Regions from separate parts of the Mus musculus genome. Here region 1 is linked to region 2. The links are chromatin loops, found by intact Hi-C in ENCODE. Cell type or tissue: left cerebral cortex. All regions are shown on one strand. Links, peaks and the distances in the headings refer to the core of each region. The heading gives the core; the rest is flanking DNA. Region 1 overlaps Zfr (zinc finger RNA binding protein). Region 2 holds the start of 6030458C11Rik (RIKEN cDNA 6030458C11 gene).

What was found. A loop is a pair of places that touch in the nucleus more often than their neighbours do. Peaks named below come from ENCODE experiments on the same cell type or tissue, not always from the same donor. Only the 100,000 strongest peaks of a DNase experiment are listed, where the experiment ranks them.
Region 1: it touches region 2 in a loop (4-fold over the local background); 4 of 42 quality-filtered maps call a loop at or near these places.

The regions. Positions count from the first base shown.
Region 1 is chr15:12,156,077-12,164,076 of GRCm38, forward strand. It overlaps Zfr (zinc finger RNA binding protein), which reads left to right. Exons shown (of 20, transcript NM_011767.2): 11 at 187-332; 12 at 3,523-3,685; 13 at 4,409-4,614; 14 at 6,038-6,188. Among named protein-coding and RNA genes, the nearest start is that of Mir1898, 11 kb to the right of the region's middle. In left cerebral cortex, for the core only: CTCF peaks have their summits at 3,297 (motif pointing right) and 7,260; a DNase peak (open chromatin) is centred at 6,130.
Region 2 is chr15:12,819,899-12,832,073 of GRCm38, forward strand. 6030458C11Rik (RIKEN cDNA 6030458C11 gene) reads right to left here and starts at 4,759. Exons shown (of 9, transcript NM_029998.3): 1 at 4,569-4,759; 2 at 3,663-3,808; 3 at 1,506-1,655. The coding sequence starts at 4,649. Drosha (drosha, ribonuclease type III) reads left to right here and starts at 4,917. Exons shown (of 35, transcript NM_026799.3): 1 at 4,917-5,040; 2 at 6,167-6,269; 3 at 7,329-7,394. The coding sequence starts at 7,378. In left cerebral cortex, for the core only: a CTCF peak has its summit at 5,329; DNase peaks (open chromatin) are centred at 4,851 and 5,284; H3K4me3 peaks cover 1,942 bases; H3K27ac peaks cover 893 bases.

The DNA of each region.
Region 1 (8,000 bases), core at 1-8,000, 670 kb before region 2:
GGTAACCTGAGAGCAATCCCTGGGACCCACATGGGGAAAGGAGAGAACTGACTTATCCAAGTTACACTCTGATCTCCACTCATGCTACACATGCACAGACAAGAAGCACAAAAACAACTTGCTTTTAATGAATTGTTGGTTGAAGGAACCTGCTCCGTTTTAAAAATGTATTATTGGTGTTAACAGAAAAAAGTAAATCCAGATTTGCAAGTAGAAGTGAAGCCCAGTATTCGTGCCAGAAAAATTCAAGAAGAGAAAATGAGAAAGCAAATGCAGAAGGAGGAATATTGGCGGAGACGAGAAGAGGAGGAACGCTGGAGGATGGAGATAAGGTATGCTGTTAACTTGTAGCTCTGCCGTAAGCGGTTCTTCTGCCTTTAAAAAGAAAAACCTTATGCTGTGAATATGGCTTCCATGTTCAGATTTATTTATGTGCTTTCAGTGTTCCCTAAGATCCTAAGTCAAGAAAGATAGACATTAGAATGCTAAGTATACATAATATTTGATTTGTTGCCCTACTAGTAAGGATTTTGTGGTGGTGGCTCACTTTTTGATCCCAGCAAAGGAATGTGAATTCAGGGCCATAACAAAACTCCCATCTCCATGAAAAAAGCGGTAAAAGGAATTATATATAAGTATGTGAAGAAATTGGGGATTCTACAGGTGGCTCAGGGTTTAAGAGCACATGCCAGTATTATCATCACCTAAGTTTGGTTTCCAACACATCAAGTGATTGACAACTGCCTGTAATGCCAACTCCAGGAAATCCAGTGCCCTGTTGTAGATCCTGAACTCAAACGTGTGCATACTCCTAACGCAGACAAACTTGAAGAAAGGTCATTCTTTGATGACTAGAACCAGCAAAAAACTCATTTAAACTGAATAATTGAATTACAAGATATTGGTATATACACTAAGTTGTAAAGCAGTTGCCACCATCAGTTTTGGAATATTTCATCACTCCTTAAAAAAAAATAATAATCACAATCCCATTAACAATAATTCCCAATGTCTTCCAAGTTTCCTGTCTGATCTCAGCACCAGGGAGCCATCTTTATAAATCTACTTGCCATCTTTATAAATTTTATAGTTTTTTTTTTAATGAAATCAGTTTTTTTTAAAGATTTATTATTTATTATATGTGAGTACACTGTAGCTGTCTTCAGACACTCCAGAAGAGGGTGCCAGATCTCGTTACAGATGGTTGTGAGCCACCATGTGGTTGCTGGGATTTGAACTCTGGACCTTCGGAAGAGCAGTCGGGTGCTCTTACCCACTGAGCCATCTCTCCAGCCCTGAAATCAGTTTTAAATGACTGAATTGTACATACAGTCTTTGGTATCTGGCTTCTTTGAATTTAATGTTTCTAAGCTGGGAGAAAGAGTGAGAAAGTGTGTGTTGTATAGATAGACGTATGTATACAATATGTGTGTTTATGCATACAAAGTCAGAGGCCATCACTCTTTGACTTATTTCCTTGAGGCAGATCTCTCAAGGAACCAAGAACTAAACTTGGTGGCCAGCAAGTCCCTGTTATTCCATCTTCCAAACACCTCTCTCAACACTGTTATTTCAGGTGTACACACCCACAGGGTTTGGATTTTTATTTTTTTAAGATTTTTAATTATGTGTATTGATGTATATGTATGTTTACAGAACCTGTATGTTTTTTAAAAAAAAAAATGTCTTCATGGCTTTTGAGATAGACTCTCAATGTATAACCCAAGCTGTCTAAGAACTTAAAATATTCTAAAATATTTTATTATAAAGCTACTTATTCATACTTTTATTGTGTTCTATCTTCATGTTTCAGTGATAGATAACATCATTTTTTATGTATAGTAAAAACAAATTATATTCTTTTCAATTTGTGCTTTTGTAATAGAAATTCTATGACTAGGTCATCTAGTTAAGTTTATTTATTCATATATCAAATGATTATCTAAAGTACCTACTCGATACTTGGAAATGTTTTCAAATGCTAAGCCTGAGTTGATAGACAACAATTAAAATTCCTGCCCTTATATTTTGTAATCATTTTTTAGCAGTAACAAACAGAACACTGAACTAAACATGATTTTCTAGATCTCTTGAGCTGTTTAAATATTATTTTAGATAGATTTTCCTTTGAGATAGCTATTGAAGTTAAAAGTAAAAATGAGAACCAAGGCAGAACAGAAATCAGTTGTGAAACTGTTAGGCAGTGAAGCAGAGGCTGTGTGCTAGAGAACCGTCTCCTGAACTCTTCAAGTGTTGTTTTCTGTGGAAGGCTACACAAGCGTGCCTGTCATCCTTGATCAAGGGCCGTGCTAGTATTCTCTATCATTCTAATTTTATTTAGTATGTGTGCTGCCAAAGCAAGCACTCTTCTTTTATTTAATATACAGAGTAATTTTTCCTGAGCCAACAGCCATGAGGTTCCACAGTTGGATTTCTTTAGCAATACAGCCTTTTTATTCCTTTTGGCAACACTTAATTAGGACCTGAGCTTTCTCCTTTTGCTATAATTTGACATTGCCCTTGTGTATCCCTGACATTGGAATTGTCGGTTGCTACCACAAAGTCTTTGTAGCAGAGAAATATTTTGTAGTGCCTATATCATAAATGGAGAATTTTACTGTTTTAAAAAGAAAGTAGAGCTCAGGCTAAGAAGATGGGGCTTTGGATAAAGTACTTATTATACAGATTGAATCCCCAGAGCCTGTGTAAAAACAGACCTGATGGTTCATATCTGTATCCATGTTTGTAGTGGAAGGTAAACTTCTTGAGACTGGAGAATTCTCTGGAACCTGTGGACAAGCTAGCCTGGCATGTGCCCCAGCAAAACACACACACACACAAAAGAAAAGCAATAGGATGTCTCATGATGGAAAGTCCTGCATATGGAGACTGTGGCATGTGCACACACTCCCATCATGCTCACAAACGTATACATGTACACACAAACAGTTTTTTTTTAAAGACAAAAAGAAAAATATACAAGAAGTGAGTTCATTTCTTTGAGGACATGAAATAAATGCCTGAACTTACTGTGTATGAAGTGCTTCTTGCATATACATTATATGTTAGGCATCCTCATCTGTAGGTATTTGGATTTACAATCCTTACCTTAAGTAATTAGAATAAACTGAGGTGTCTGTTTTCTGTTACACTTTGTTCTTGTGTGAAATTTTATTCTCCTTTTCTCATTATTTTCTCTAGTTTTTTTAATTCTTTTTTTTTTTAGATTATTTTTTTTATGTATATAAATACTCTGTAGCTGTCTTCAGACACACCAGAAGAGGGCATCAGATCCCATTACAGATGGTTGTGAGCCACCGTGTGGGTGCTGGGAATTGAACTCAGCTCTTAACCGCTAAGACATCTCTCCAGCCCCTTGTCTCTAGTTTTTATTTCGTTTACTTCTCAATGAAAATTAAATAATGGAAATAAGGTAAAAGTACTAAAGTGATTTAGAATAGGTTTTATGTAGTTGTTGATGGAAGTTCTTAAGCTCTGGGGGTGCTTGTTTGTATGCATCAGACGTTATGAAGAAGACATGTACTGGAGAAGAATGGAGGAAGAGCAGCATCATTGGGATGATCGCAGACGAATGCCTGATGGCGGCTATCCTCATGGTCCTCCCGGCCCACTAGGTCTTTTGGGAGTCCGACCAGGCATGCCTCCCCAGCCGCAGGGTCCTGCCGTGAGTATCTGCTCTGCTTATCTAAGGGGTGAAAATTTAAGCCTCATTCAACATTAGATGATGTTTTATGAGCCAAATTCTTAGATTTAATAATGTCATCAGTTTTCATGTTGATTATATTTTTAGTCCTCTTAAAGATTCTTAAGGTTGATGTCTTTATACATAAGGACTTAGTCAAGTTTCCTTTACTCTTCTTTATTTACAAAACTTGCAAAAATCTGCATAAAGTCCTACTTTTGATAAATATTTTATACGTAAGAAACTTTCCTTATCTTTATTTTTCCTTTGGGTAGAAAGAGCTTTTAATTTTAGCGGTAACTCTTACCATTATAGTGTCTTGAGCAATTGTACGTAAATTTATTACTGTTAGTGAAAGTGAGGTGACTCAGATCCTAGAAAGCAGTTAGGAGAGAAGGCCCATCCGTAGTAGAGCACTAACATTTGATATTCCATTTTTAATACAGCACTACAAACTTTTAAAACCATTTTTATAGTTTTAGCATTTATACATAAGTACACATATATGCACATATGATTGTGTGTGTGTGTGTGTTTGTATAACAATTTTGCTTTAGGGGCAGATGCTTGAGCTTTCATTTTACTGAAAAAAATTTAAGTGGACAGTTTGCTTAATTGCCTTTCTTACTTTAAAGCTAGCAACTGTATTATTGAAAATTCATAATTTTCTTTTATTAAAAAAAATACCTTTTTCCCTCTCTCTAGCCCTTACGGCGTCCTGACTCATCTGATGATCGTTATGTAATGACAAAGCATGCAACTATTTATCCAACTGAAGAAGAGTTACAAGCCGTCCAGAAAATTGTTTCTATCACTGAGCGTGCTTTAAAGCTTGTTTCAGACAGTTTGTCGGAACATGAGAAGAGCAAGAACAAAGAGGGAGATGATAAGAAAGAGGGAGGTAAAGACAGGTGTGTTTACAAAATACTCATTTCCTTTACGTGGACATTTTATGGTAAAGATTAGGGACTGGTGAGATGGCTCAGTCCTTAAGGATGCTTACTGCTCTAGTTCCAGAGTACCTGGTTCATTCAGTTCCTAGCACTCACATCAAACAGCTCGCAACCATTAGTAACTCCAGCTCCTGGAGATCTGATGGCTTCTTCTGGCCTCTGGGTATCTGAACTCACCTGGCAGCCATAGACATGTAAATAAAAGTTGAGGGGAAATTGGTGTTAGTCCACACATGTTAACTATACTTGTATTTTTGCTAAAATGAATAGTATACATTTCTACTACCACCAGTTTTTATTGTCGGTTTTTAAAATATACTAAATGTTATAACAAAAAACATATTCAGGGGTTGGGGATTTAGCTCAGTGGTAGAGTGCTTGCCTAGCAAGCGCAAGGCCCTGGGTTCAGGCCTCAGCTCTGGAAAAAAAAAAAACATATTCAGTGTTTCAAAGTAGCCCGTATATAACTTTTCAGTTTTATCCAGCTGTTCTTTCCTGCTTTTACTTATGTTCCATCTGTTGCTCATTTGTCTATATTTCAGTGACTTTTAGAAACATGGACCATAAAACATAAATTTAGCCAAGCTTTAGCATATTTCATGTTACAAAGCATGAACTATTTCATGTGATGATTCATTATGATTTTCTAATTTTTCTCTTTCCCCTTTGGGAATATTTTTTGTATTAATATTCCTCTTACAATTTTGACATGTAAAATAAAGCACAAGGGGCTAGTTGTTTGGGCCCACACATAGAACACAGGAAGCAGAAGCAAGAAGGTAACAAGTTTGAAATCAGACTATGCTATAGTGAGATTCTGTGAGATAGACAATATTTGTCCCTGTACAAGCTCAGACCTTGAGAGATTTTTTTTTTAAGATTTATTTATTTATTTATTTATTTATTTATTATATGTGTGTACGCTGTAGCTGTCTTCAGACACTCCAGAAGAGGGCATCAGATTTTTGTTACGGGTGGTTGTGAGCCACCATGTGGTTGCTGGGATTTGAACTCAGGACCTTTGGAAGAGCAGTCGGCGCTCTTAACTGCTGAGCCATCTCACCAGCCCCCGGGAGATTTATTTTTATTTGTATCTATGTGACTGTGCACATGTGTGTCTATAGAGACCAGAAGAGGGCATCAGTTATATGGAGCTGAAATTGCAAGTGTTTGTAGAATATAGATTGCTATGGGGATACTGAGCCTTCTATCCCCCCTTTATTTTAATCTATATTGTTTATTTGAATGACATATAGTCTGTCGGTGTAATTGAAGAAAATTTTAATTGTGCAGAAGTCATTTAGTTTACTATTATGTTTGGAGGAAATTACAGTTCTGGTTGAAGAATATCTTATTTTAATATAAGTGGATTTTGCTGCAGAGCTCTGAAAGGGGTGTTGCGAGTAGGCGTGCTGGCAAAAGGATTACTTCTCCGAGGAGACAGGAATGTCAACCTTGTTTTGCTGTGCTCAGAAAAACCTTCAAAGTCGTTATTAAGCCGTATTGCAGAAAACCTACCCAAACAGCTTGCTGTGAGTATTATGGAAATGTTCAATTTACTCTTTGTCCAGATCAGAAGTTTTTGGCAGGACTAATTATGCTTAAGTTTAAACTTCAGCCTGCCTTTTAATTTTGGGCTTGGCTTTCTATAATGAAAAGGTTGGCATGGGTGTTTTCTTGTTTGTTTTGGTTTGTTTTGGTTTTGGTTTTGTACACACACCCTTTAATTATGTGAACTGAAGAAACTGTTTATTGCTTCATTTTTTGAGGATCTGCAGTACTGTAATTTGTCAGGAAGCCATCTTGTTAATTTATTTTAAAATGGAAAATTTTAGCATATATCCTGGTTTTCCAAAATTGGACTTATGAGAAGACATAGCAGAAAAGACTTTTTTCATACTTTACTTAATGTGTATTCACACTTATAGTGTGTGTATAGCAGTCCAAGGACAAGATCTGTGAGTCAGTTTGTTCCCTCCTCCCTCTGTGGATTCCAGGGATCAAACTCAGATGATCAAGCTTGTTAACAAGTGCTGAGCCATCTCAACTGACAGGATTTTTCTAAATAAAAGAAGAAAGCAAGTAAGCTAGCTCATGTATATCAGGTTTAATTTTTTTCTTTTAATTCACAAATCTCTTAGTTGAATGTGTGTTTTAATGTAATTAAGAGTATGTATTACTTGAATTGTCTGGTTTTATTAATACAGTAGTTCCTCTGTATCCTTGGAAAGATTTCTGGAGATTTCCTGAAGCCCCAAGGATTCCTGAAACCTCAGAGAGTATATATATCATTTTTTTCCTACTCTTGCATACCTGGGATAAAGTGCTAATTAGGCAAATATTTATAGTTCAGCATAGTAGATAGCAACAAATTCTCCACCATATGTCTAAGTAGCTGCCACCTTAGCATGTTGTTACCCCAAACCCAGGGGGTACTGTCTATAAACCTTGTGCATGCTGAATAGGTGCTATACCTATACCACCCAGCAGTATTCCCCAGCCCATCTCTCCTCAGCTTGAGAACTTTCAGTTTTCAGTAAAGCTTCTGTTTGTTATGGTTGAATGCCAGCATCGCTCCTCCTGCTGCTGTTTTAGTGTAATGACTTAACAGCCACTTATACAGGTAGTGGTGCTATGACAGTAACAACTCATCTAATAAGTAAATCATGGACAGGTAGTGGATTGAGAAGGGATGATTCACAAAGCAGGCCAGAGAGGGCAGGGTAGCTCTAGATTTTGATCATGCTATTGCAAACAGCATTCAGTTGAAGATGTCTGAATTGCTTATTTGTGTGCCTTTCCATTTAATATTTTCTGATTATAATTGACATTAGACAAGTAACTAAAATTAGTGAGACCATAAATGTTTATAATGCTAGGAAATACTTCCTCTTAGCAACAAGAGAGTTGAGCAGTTAAAAGTACATTAAAGCCTCGAGACATGGGAGTTCAATCTCAGAACCCACATAAAGGTGGAAGGGAGAACTAACTTGCCACAAACTTGTCCTCAGATATGCGCACACGCTCACACGCACATCCTGCATACACAGTTTACACAATAACTATGTTTTAAGCTTCTTGTCTCTAATAAAGTGTGACAATGTACAAGTAATAAAACGTTTTCTTTTGTTTCTATAAGAACAAAGCTTTTTCTAAAGATGAGATTTCAGAAACTAATGGGTGGTGTAGGCCTGTGATACAACACATGGGAAGTATAGAGGCGGGAAGTTCAGGGTGGTATTTGACTACCAATAGAGTTTTGAGTCTGGCCTGGGCCACATGAGAACTTGTCTCAAAAAGCAAAACAAAACGTGCCAAATATAAATATATCTACTACGTGTATG
Region 2 (12,175 bases), core at 2,265-10,264:
TTTCTGCAAGTAAATAAACTCAGACCCATGGCTCTCCATCGCAGTTGGCTGTACATACATGTTTACTTGGTAGATTAACAACATGAGGTTAGCAAAATATTCTCCAAACTGTTACTATGCATTGAGTTTCCAAAAATATCTATGTTGCTCTGTGCCAGAATAAGGTCCTGTCTTAGAAAAACTATGGCAGCTGTGTGATGCACGTCTTTAATCAGAGCACTTGGGGGGGCACACCTCTGTGAGTTCAAGTCTAACCTGGTCTCCATAGAGTTGTAGGCTATGTAAAGCAATGTAAGTGAGAACCTGTCTCAAGGTAAAAAACAAAAACCTCTCACACACACATCCCGATCAAGCTGGCCACAGTGGTTCACACCATTAATCCCAGCATTTGGGAGACAAAAGGGCTGTTGTCTGTCAGGTAACAGCAGCAACAAAAATCTATGAAATGCTTTGATTTTATAGGTTCTATGAGGTCCTCTCAACATATTGAACTCAATCTCATATTGACCAGTATTATGTACAATATTTGTTACATGTTGAGTTCTAATTACGTTAAGAAATTATATAGTAAGTACGACTTTTATAAATCAAGATGATGCTACTCACACAAATGACAAAAACACATTCCACCAAAGATAATACTGTCATAAAATAGAAACAGAAATAAAGGGCACAATTTTCATTACATATTAGGGCCCAGAAAGTTATGTGTATACTCATAAAGAGTTCCTCTTATCCCAAGAAGTTAGACCTTGACAGCTACTTCTAAAGATGACACCGTAGTAGCCCAGGAGAGAGGGCAGAGACTGTAGTAGCCCAGGATAGAGGATGTTGGTTAAGTACTGCACATAAAAAAAACCTGATACACATACAGCTCAAATCAGAGAGCATAATAATTTAACTTAGACTAAATACCAAAAATCACATCAATAAGTGTAAAACCTAAAAGTCCAGACACGGACTTACTACAGATGAAAGCAAACCCAGTGAATTTTGTTGTTTTTGTTTGTTAGAGACAAAGGATGACTCTGAACTCTAGCTCGTCCTGCCTCCACCTCCAGACGGCTGGGATCATAGATATGGACCACAACTCCCACGTAAGCTTACATTTTTTTCTTTTTTTCTTTAGTGCTGGGACTTGAACACAGGGCTGTAGGCATGTTAGGAAAGCGATCCACTCCTGAGCGACACCTAAGACAGGGTCTCACTCTAGAATTCAGGCTGACTCTTAATTCTGAGCACCCTCAGTCTCTCAAGGCCTGGGGTTATAGGTGTGTGCCACACCCCTGCCTGGCTCACTTCTAAGAGTTAAATTCAACACACTATAGCTGCATCAGGAGCAGAAGGCCACATGAAGGAAATCAACAGAATTAAAACTTGGTTTTTGATGATTCAAGAACTATTTTTTGGACGGGATGGGGCTTAGTAGGAAGTTACTACAGGAATTCAAAGTATAATGAAAAGAATTCAAATCCTTCCATACTCATTGAAAATGAGGAAATTACCTGATGGTTGTGGTAGAAATGTCTTTGCCTACTAAGAAGCAGTGCTTGCCCTCCCTGATTTGCTGGGCCCACGTGGGGTGGAGCCAGATTACTTGAGAAAAATGGCCAGCGTAAACTGCAGGCATAATCCAATTTTCGATACTCAGTTCTCTGAAAAAAAAACAAGAAACAAGAAACATTAAAATATTAATGAGTGTTTTTCCGCAAACATTTTAAGACAGTAAGTTTTAAGTGTGGTCCCTTGGGAGGTTCCCGGGACTATTAGGGTAACGCTGTTTCCATGGAAACATGATTTCTGTTTGCTGCATGAGCATTTGTACTGACTGCACACAAGCATCCTGGTGGGTCGGTAGCCTAAGAGCCAGGCCTCGGGAGGTCTTTTAGTAGTCACTGCATGTTTTATAACTAACTATCACTCTTGTCCAAAGGTAGTTTGACTGAAAAATGTTCTCAGTTTTATTAATTCTTGCTCCTAAGTAGATATTTTAAAATATTATGTGAAGCAAAAAGAGGACCACACCAAAACTGCTATAGACTGTGAAGTACAACAGTTGCTTCAAGAAAAAGCCCCAGCCCCTCTAAAATTAGCACTTGAATCATCAATAACAGAGTTGCGAAATAAGTATCACTTTTTCTTTGAAAGACCAATTAACTGGTTATTTAGACAGCAGAGCGGTGAACTGGTGGATTCTGTATCCTAGTCAAGCTTTAGAAGCTTGTGGAGTTTTGGTGGAGGACATTACTTATCTGAGTTAGTACTGACACTACTATCTTGTTTTCTAATCCCTTCCGTAAGAGCATGAATTTTCATCATAACTTTTTCAATCAAAATGACATAAACAATGGACTGAATGAAATGGATGAGAGTCCAGGTGTCATTTACAAGGGCAAAAATTAAAGAAATCTTAAAAAATTTAAATAATGCCACGCAATAGCTTTATAAATGTACTTTTTTAAAGTAAGAAAACTTGTTTATGTAGACATAATAATTTAATATTTTACAATGAACATTTACAAATTTCATTTTTAATTTAAGGAAAGTAAACACAAACAACACAACTCATTATTTCCAAGGCTTGATTTTTGGAAGTATAAAAGAATGCAGACACTTGAGCACGGTGGCACGTGCATACAGTCCCTGCACTGGGAGGAGGAGCAGGAGTTCAAGGTTGGCCTTGGCTATAACAGGTTGATCCCCAACAACTGGGAGGTGGGGTGGGGGTGGGACTGTAGCCTGGCGGTGGAATCTGTTTCCCAACAGGGCAGCTTTGTTGGGCCTCAGTGGGAGAGTGTCTTAGTCAGGGTTTGTGTTCCTCCACAAAATAAAATGGCCAAAAAAACAAGTCGGGGAGGAAAGGGTTTATTCAGCTTACACCTCCACATTGCTCTTCACCTTCACCAAAGGAAGACAGGACTGGAACTCACGCAGGTTCAGGAAGCAGCAGCTGATGCAGAGGCCATGGAGGGATGTTCTTTACTGGCTTGCTTCCCCTGGCTTGCTCAGCCTGCTCTCTTATCGAACCAAGACTACCAGTCCAGAGATGGCACCACCCACAAGGGGCCTTTCCCCCTTGATCACTAATTGAGAAAATGCCTTACAGCTGGATCTCATGGAGGCATTTCCTCAACTGAAGCTCCTTTCTCTGTGATAACTCTAGCCTGTGTCAAGTTGACACACAAAACCCACCAGTACACTAAGATATTAGTTATCAAGGGTAGGAATGTGTGGGGGTTTGAAAAAGAATGGACCCAAAAACTCACAAGTGGTGGTCACAAGGGAGTGGTCTCTATTAATCCAATCAAGATAATCCTCCACAGGCAAGCCCTGCAACCGACTTCTCAGATAATTCTAGACTCTGCCAAGCATCTTGACAACACTTAACCATAAATAGGCTTCAATGTAGCCCTGGCTCTCCTCAAACTGTAATTCTCCTGCCTCAGCGTTCCAAGGGCTGGGATCACAGGGATCAGCCATCGCACCTGATCCCTATTTGGCTCTTTTAGTGGGTAGAAAAAAAAATGTTCTAAATAAAAATTTAAAAGGCAAGCAAACAAACAAAAAATGCAAATGTGAGTGTAGCAAAATCTCTTGTTTATCATCTGCTATATGTTGTATTTCAAATACATAAAATATGACTAAAAAAAAAGTCACATTACCCAAAGAGTGCTTCCTTATCAAACACAGTGTCTGCTGGCATGTTCACAGGGATAAGGAGGTCTGGGTGGGAGTCCAAATGTAAGAAACTTATATTACTGTCAGGAAGATGCTTCGAACCTATGGCCCGGTATATGAAAGGCAGAACCTGTAATACAGACACACACAGTGAGAACTGCACACTGTCAAGTGCAGACAAAACAAGAAACTGCACCAACCTGAAGTGCATCAAGTGGTCAAACATGGGAACATTAAAAAAAAAAAAAAAAAAAAAAAAAAAGCTTTACCATAGATGGTTTCTGATGATAATCTCCAACCACTCACTCTAGCATTAAACTGTGTTCCAGGTACTCTAAGTTTTAGGGCATTTTCTGTCCCTTTAGGATGGTGAAGTGGGACTAGATGACTTTTTCCTCCTACATGCTATACATCCAAGTTTACCAACAAATTAAAAAGCACAGAGTAACCCAAAGTTGGGTTTGTCTCAGAGATCTTCTTTCTTTCCTCCTTTAACTTTCTCCATCAGTAAATAACCCACTTTTCCTGGGGGAAGGGGTGTATCGCAGAGCTTCACTCTTGATCCCTTTTGTTTTATATCCAGAGACCCTCCAGGGGTCCTATAAACAAATCCAGACTTGCTAGGTCGTCTTCCAGAAGTCTACCCACTTTACGACTGCACTGCCATGTTGTACATTAATAAGCGCTGAAGGCTTTCCTCTTCATATGACACGAGCTACGATTATGGTCCCTCAGGTCCTGGCTAACCCTCTCGTTAAACCGTGGGATGATGACGTTGGTGGTGGTGGGGGACAGGCTGCAGCCAGCGTTAGGTGCTGGTCAAGCCTCTGCAGGCTGCTAGGGTTCGAATCCCTCCTGCCAGGGCTCCGTGGCTTGTGTCGCCCGCTCACCTCCTGGTGATCCTCCACCACCCACACCGGGAGCTTGGTGTAGCGCCTGAGTCGCGCGCGGTCGCCTCCGGTGTCACTCATGTCTCCGCGCGTCTCAGGGAGGCCGCGGGACACGCGGGAGAGGAGCCCGGCTGCCCGAAGCCGCGCGCCCCCAAGGCACGATCGCGGCGGAAACGCGCGCTCACCCGGTTGCGCTTCCGGATTGGAGGACGACACGGTGGAAGGGCGAGTGTGAGACCTGTAGACAATGTCGATTGGTCTATACGTCCGTCACTCTCGCTGATCCGCCAATCACGGTGCAAAAGGTGCTGCGACGCGCTCCGGAGAGTTTTCCCTCCCCAGGTCCGGATTTCTCCGGTTTGCCTTTTAATTCCCGGGGCTTCCTGTTCCGGAGGCGTGGGTGGCGCCTCAGCCGTGGAGGGTGTTATAGTAACCAGGCTGGGCTTTGATGGCGGCGACCCCGGGACTCTCTGTAGGTAGACGGGGGGCGCCTGATGGGTTTTCAGAGAACGAGTATCGACCTAAACGATCCTGGGAGTTGGGTCTGGGTGGCTTCGGGGCAGCTCTGCGGCCAGGGGGAAAAGAGCGACCCGGTACAGATCCCGTAGATAGGAAGCCTTTCATCTATTTGCGAAGCGCGAGCCGTGGTCCAGGCGCGGGGCCGCCCGGCTTGCGGGGGGAGGCGAGTCCCGGAGTCCCGTACTTAACCTCGCAGGCTGGCGGGAGATGCAAACCAGCCAACGTGCTCTTCATCCAGCAGGAGGCCGGGCTGCAGGTTGAACCTGGGGAAAGTGCGGGGTTTTCAGTGACTTAAAGGCACACCTTGCAAGTCTTGTGTGTCGTCGGTCCTGGACGAGTAAACTGTTCAGAATCGCGCCCTCGGTTTCCCTGCTTTCAAAGGGCATCCCAAGAATAGGTATTTCCCACTTGCATTAAATTCATTGATTTGAACTTCGCATCCATAGTACAGTGGTACAGTATCTAGCTTTTATTTTTGGAGGGGAGTGTGTGTTGAAACAGGGTTTCTCTGTGTAGCCCTGGCTGTCCTAGAACTCACCGTGTAGACCAGGCTGGCCTCGAACTCAGAAATCCGCCTGCCTCTGCCTCCCAAGTTCTGGGTTTAAAGGCGTGCGCCACCACTGCCAGGGCCTTTGTCTAGCTTCTCTAACGGAGTGTGCCGTTTTCTCACTGTGGAGAGGTGTTAATTCCCTGACTGTTGTCCACCTCTAGCTTCAGTAGAGTCCTTTTTATTCTCCAGGACTCTCTACATCCTTACTTTATTGTATTTATCACATCGCGTTTTTCTTTTTATAGTGTTCGGGACATCGTATTACTGTTGTTATTATATAAACATTTGTATATGGGTTTTGCGATCCTTGAACTCTGCAGGCTTGTGTGCCTTATAATCTTTGAGCCTACAGAGCTTGGGAAAGCGTCTCACGTGTGCTGGCTCAGTAAGTGATGGAATCGGTGAATGTATACCTCCCAGGTGGTTTTGAAAACGCGTATTTGTGGGGAGCGGTGGAAGGGAATTGTAGTGACTTAGAGGCATGCACAATGAGGGAGAGTCAAACTTGCCTGCGGTTTACTGTGTGCAGAGACTGTGAATCCTGCAGGAATGACTGAATGAACCCTTGATTCACGGACATGCCGGAGGAGTTCAACATGGGCACACACGACTGTCACAGACGGCAGATTCTGGTAAGCTCCGTAAAAGAAGTGAGTCTACACTAAGCAGTAGCAATCTAGGAGTGAGCTTGCGTTCCCAAGGGAAGTCAGTTCTTCACAAGAGGTTAGTGGATCGGTAGGAATTCACTGGCCAAGTAAGGGAGAGCAGAAGCAAAGACGTTTCCTGTTAGTGCTTGCTATGCTAACTGACCTGGAAAGTATGGGCTAAGAGGGGCTTTGGAGAAAGAAATCAGGTGATAAGCCTGGGAAAGTTGGGTTCAGGTTCTGTAGGGCCTCCAATGCCAAGCGTGGTGTTTGTACTCAATACTGTGAGTAGCCTGTGGTACCAGCAGTAGCTCTTTGAGTCCCAAGTTTAATCATGAGAGTATTGGATTGAGGAGCAACCATTTATCTTATTATTTGGTAGCTGTTTTTTATTGGGCCTTGGCTGTCCTGGAATTTTAGTTCTGTAGACCAGGCTGCCTGCTTGTTTCTGCCTCTGCAGTGTTGGGATAGCCCAATGTGTGTGTGTGTGTGTGTGTGTGTGTGTGTGTGAGAGAGAGAGAGAGAGAGAGAGAGAGAGAGAAAGCACTTTGTGGAAGTTCATTTGTGTTTACAATGTTCTGTGGGAAGAACTGAGAACAAAGTAAAGAATGAAGAATGGTCACTGTTGGTTAGTCAGGTTGTGGCTGTATTTGAAATTGAATTCAGGTTTCACTGGGATTTTTCTGTGTGTGTGTGTGTGTTGGTTTGATCCTAGCTCTACAGTGAAGGGAAATTTGTCTGTGGAGGATGGAGGACGTCTTTCCTTAAGTCTTTTACTAAACCAGAGACTGGAGGTGGCTGCTTTTGGTCATCTTAGCAATGGATAGTTTTGGGCTAGCACAACTGTCCAGCTAATAAGGACAGCAGGCAGTTTGCTTGGAAAATGGACAATAGCTCAGTATTTTGTGAATACAAATCCTGATTTTGTGAATAGGCTAAAATTACTGATAAGGTAGTTTTATAAATTTTGTAAACAAAAACGCCCCCTCCTCTCATTTTTAGCACTGGCAGTTTTAGAAATGTGTTTAAACCTTTTCTGTCTTGTAGAACCTACATCGTGAGCGGAAGATGTAGCCTTTCTACAGGACGCATCGAGATGCAAGGCAATACGTGGTAAGTGGTATTCTAGGAATGGCAGTTTCGAGAGCCTAGAGAAGAGAGGGAAGGTAGTGCGCCAGAGAGGGTGGGAAAGGTTCAGATACAGGGGAAGGGCAGGGACTGAGTTCATTCTGTTATCTGTGGTCATAACTTGTTCAGAGATTTGTGAGTACAGCTAGGAACCAGACCAGAAGAGTCAAAGAAACATCCTAGAGCCCCCTCCCCCAACCCCCATGAGCTTGCAGTTCTTGATGGCACGTCAGTGTTGAAGGTAGACTTACCTAATGATTGTTGAACTGTGATGCTTGCAGGACCTGCTGAGAAGCCGTGGAGAGTATTGTAAGAACAGGAAATCTAAGGAAGGTGTATTAGTCGGGGTTCTCTAGAGTTAGAGAATTTATACAGTGAATCTCTTCATTTCATAAGAAGACTTTGTTAGAATAGCTTACCTCTTTTTCTAGCTAACTGTGATGGTTTGTATATGCTTGGCCCAGGGAGTGGCACTATTTGGAGGTGGGGCCTTGTTGGAGTAGGTGTGTCACTGTAGGTGTGGGCTTTATTTAATACTCTTCATCCTAGCTGCTTGGAAGGCAGTATTCTGCTGGCAACCTTCAGATAAAGATGCAGACCTCTCAGCTCCTCCTGTAGCATGCCTGCCTGGATTAGGCTGTTGTAGTTTCCCACTGACTTTAATCACAGGACATGGTAGTACTAAGAGTTGCCCTGAGGGATCTCCTGCACTCCAGACATAATCCTTACCTCCATTGTGGAGAGGCTGTCCAATTTCCCCATGGTGACATGGATCTATCACCCCTCCTAACACTGTTACTCCTTTCTTAGCCTGCTATTGTAAGACTTCGACCCTTGGTCAGTGTACTTACTTTGAGATCACCCCCCACCCCCCCACCCCCATACACCCACACACACACACTGAGACACTGAGATGCAGATTGATGCAAAAGCAAGAGCTTTATATTCTGGCTCAGCCTTCAGTTAAATCTCTCAAGGCGAATGACTAGAAGGCGACCCTGAATGGCTATTACATTGACTAATATAGAAGTTAGTGATGAGTATTCTTCACTGTCAGCTTGACTAATCTGGAACTAAAACCCAAAAATAGAAGCGACAATTGAGGGGATTTTTGCTTAATTTGAAGTAGGAAGATCTACTTCTGATGCAGATCTTCGAGGTGGGAAGATGCATCTTTAATCTACCTGCATGGGAGCCGGGCCACACCTCCTGCTTGGAAGCCTCTGTAAGGGTGTGGGAGAAGGAAGCTCCTGCTCTTTGCCCGCTTGCTCTTGCCTTGTAAGCAAGTCCACTCCTTCACTGGAGCCTAACTTCTGTATTAGTCAGGGTTCTCTAGAGTCACAGAACTCATGGGTAGTCTCTGTATAGTAAGGGAATTTGTTGATGACTTCAGTCTGCAGTCCAACTCCCAACAATGGTCAGCAGCAGCTGTGAATGGAAGTCCAAGGATCTATCAGTTGCTCGGTCCTACAAGGCAAACAGTGTGGTGATGGGGTTGCTGAAAGATTAGAAAGAATATTATGGTAGCTAGTTAAAGAAGTGCTTACTAAGTATTATTAAAGCATTTGCAAAGAAAATGGTAGGAATTTTTTATTTGGGGAGGCAGAGGCAGGCTGATCTCTGTGAGTTCCAGACCAACCTGCATCATAACAAGTTCCAGGCAGCCCAGGGTTGCAGAATGAGACCATATCTCAAAAAAATAAACAAAATCAAACCAAAGCAAAACACCAAGAACCTTTTTATTAAGATATAGCGACACATACATTATTCTAGTTTTGAGATAAAGTTTTAGTAATGAGGTAAAGGAGAAAAAGGCTTCAGGATGATTCATGGTATGTGTATATGTCTTGATACTCAACAAATGCTATTTATTGGGAAGAGAATTTAGCGTTCCTGCTTTTTAGTAACTGTAGAAATCAAGGTCCTGGCATGAATCCCGCTGGCGCACTGATGGAGGACTAGAGACTTTTGTCAGGGTGTCAGCAAGATCGATTTTCAGGTTCGCTTTCATGGTGAAGGTTGTTGTCTTGACGATCAGGTGGTATTCTTGTTGTATCCTCCCTCAGCAGGTAGAGACCAGGCTCTCTTCTGTTTTCATAAGGGCACTAATCTCATCATTGGATTGTTAGAAGCAGTCTCATGGCAGGAAACATGGTGGCAGGCAGGCAGGCATAGGGCTTACATCCTGATCCACATGTAGGCAGGCAAGGAAGGAGGGAGAGAGAGAGGAGACCAGAAAGAAAGAAAGAGAGAGAGAGAAACGGTCTGGGCCTGGTGTGGGCTTTTGAAACCTACCCATAGTGACACAGCTCCTCCAACAGTTGTAACCCTTCTTAATAAATTCTGCTCGCTGAGGACCAAGCATTCAAATACATGAACTATGGGGCCTTTTTTCATTCTAACCAGCATGGTCATGACTCACATCAATAACACCCATGACTTACTTTAATCTTAGTTACTTCCTCAAGCTCCATCCTCCACATATCATCACAGGCATATAAGGATTTTGAGGAAACATTTAGTCTGTCCCATCATTTTCAGGGAGTTTGAGTATGAAAAAGATGAGGCAGTATGAATGAAGTTGAAGGAGAAGTGGAGGCCAAGGCAAGCATTGAATAGACTGACTGGGCATCTAAATGCTGATGTGAAGGGTTGGGTAGCAGGGAGAGACTGTGAGTGGCAGATGGAGAGTGACCCCCTAGTCCCATATCTGTATTTGGAGATGGAGCCCTGAGTTGCTTCTAGCAAGATAAGCTTTGCTAGCAGGAAGTTGGGGGTGGGGTTGGATGCAGATGAGTTGGTGCGTTGATACAGCACCTGTTCTGATGGGGTCGGTGTTTCTTCGTGATAGAAGAGAGGTATTGTAAACAGAGAGGGGGATGGAGATGTGAGGAAGGATGCCCAGGGTCTTACTCAGGGTTTTACTGCTGTGAACAGACACCAGGACCAAGGCAAGTCTTATAAAAAACAACATTTAATTGGGGCTGGCTTACAGGTTCAGAGGTTCAGTCCATTATCATCAAGGTGGGAGCATGGCAGCATCCAGGCAGGCATGGCGCAGGAGGAGCTGAGAGTTCTATGTCTTCATCCAAAGGCTGCTGGTGGAACACTGACTTCCAGGCAACTAGGGTGAGGATCTTATACCCACACCCACTGTGACACAACCATTCCAACCAGGTCACACCTATTCCAACAAGGCCACACCTCCAGATGGTGCCACTCCCTGGTCCAAGGATATACAAACCATCATATTCCACTCCCTGGTCCCCATAGACTTGTTCAAAAACATGAGTCTATGGGGGCCATACTTAAACATAGCATAATGCAAAATGCATTTAGTCCAACTTTCAAAGTCCTCATAGTCTATAGCAGTCGCAACAACATTAAAAGTCCAAAGTTCAAGGTCTCTTCTTCGATTCATTCAACTTAATTAACTGTAATCCACAAAGCAAGGCAGGAAACCAGCTGGGAAAACTCTAAACTCTGCATCTCCATGGCTGATGTTAAAGCTGTCTTCAGATCTCCACTCCTTTTTCATCTTTGTTGACTGCAACAAACTGCTTTCTCCTGGGCTGGTTGCACTCCCTGTTAGCAGCTTTCCTCAGCATGTATCCCATGGCTCTGGCATCTTTAACATCTTTGAGTCTCCAAGGCAATTTCAATGTTACAGCTTCTTGCTTCAGTCTCTGGGATTCCACTTGATCTTTTGGACTCCTCCCAAGGGCTGTCATCACTTCTCCAGCTCTGCCCTCTGTAGCACTGTAAGCTCAGGTTGATCCACTCCACTACGGCTGCTGTTCTTGGTGATAATTCCATTGTACTGACATCTCCAATACACTGGGGTGTTCCACTCCAACTAGGCTTCACCAATAGCCTCTCATAGGCTCTCTTCAGGGTGCCAAGCCTCAAATCCTTTTCATGACCCCTTCAGTCCTGGGCCATCAACTACAGCTGAGGCTTCACCTTCTCCAATGGCCTTCCCTGGCCTCTCACAGTGCTAAGCCTCAGCTTCTCTCCATGATCCCTTCATTCCTTCACAAGCAATACCACCTGAGTGACTCTTACACATTACCAAGTCCAGCCGCAGCATGAGGTACAACCTTGGGTATCTCTGGAGCACAGCTTCTTTGTGCTCCCAGAAAACAACTCCCAGATTTCAACTCAGTGATGCTGGTTTCTTCTTAATCACTGCTAATTCCTTAGCTCCAGCTAACCAGCATCAATTTTCCCAGTAGTTCCTTCCATTCTTAACTCTAGAGCCCGAGCCACATGGCTGAAGCCGCCGAGTTCTGCTGCTTACAGGAACTAGAACATGATCCCCTTGTACTATTACATTATCACTAGCTTTATGTTTCCTAAATCCTTCACTGCCTAAGCTTGGCTATCCTGGTTCTTGCTCTGTAGATTGACCTTGAATGCAGAGATCAGCATGCCTGTCTTGTGGGATTAAAGGTTTGTACCACCATGCCTGGATCTAAATTCAGCTGGGTAGAATCTTGCCCCAAGGTCCCACTCCCTTAATCTTTTATCTCCTAGAACACAAGATTTTGCTCCATTTCACTTCCTGGTACTCCTTTAATACTCGAACCATATATTTTATATTTTGCCTTTCTAAGCTTGCTATGCTTGTTCAAACTTCTCTTTGTGAGACTTAACCAGAGAACAGAGTCTCTGCTGGGCCTTTTTGAAACTTTCTTTGTCAATGCAATTAATGCAATTAATCCAAGTCTCTTCACCTTAGCCTCAGGCAGACTTTTCAGACAAGG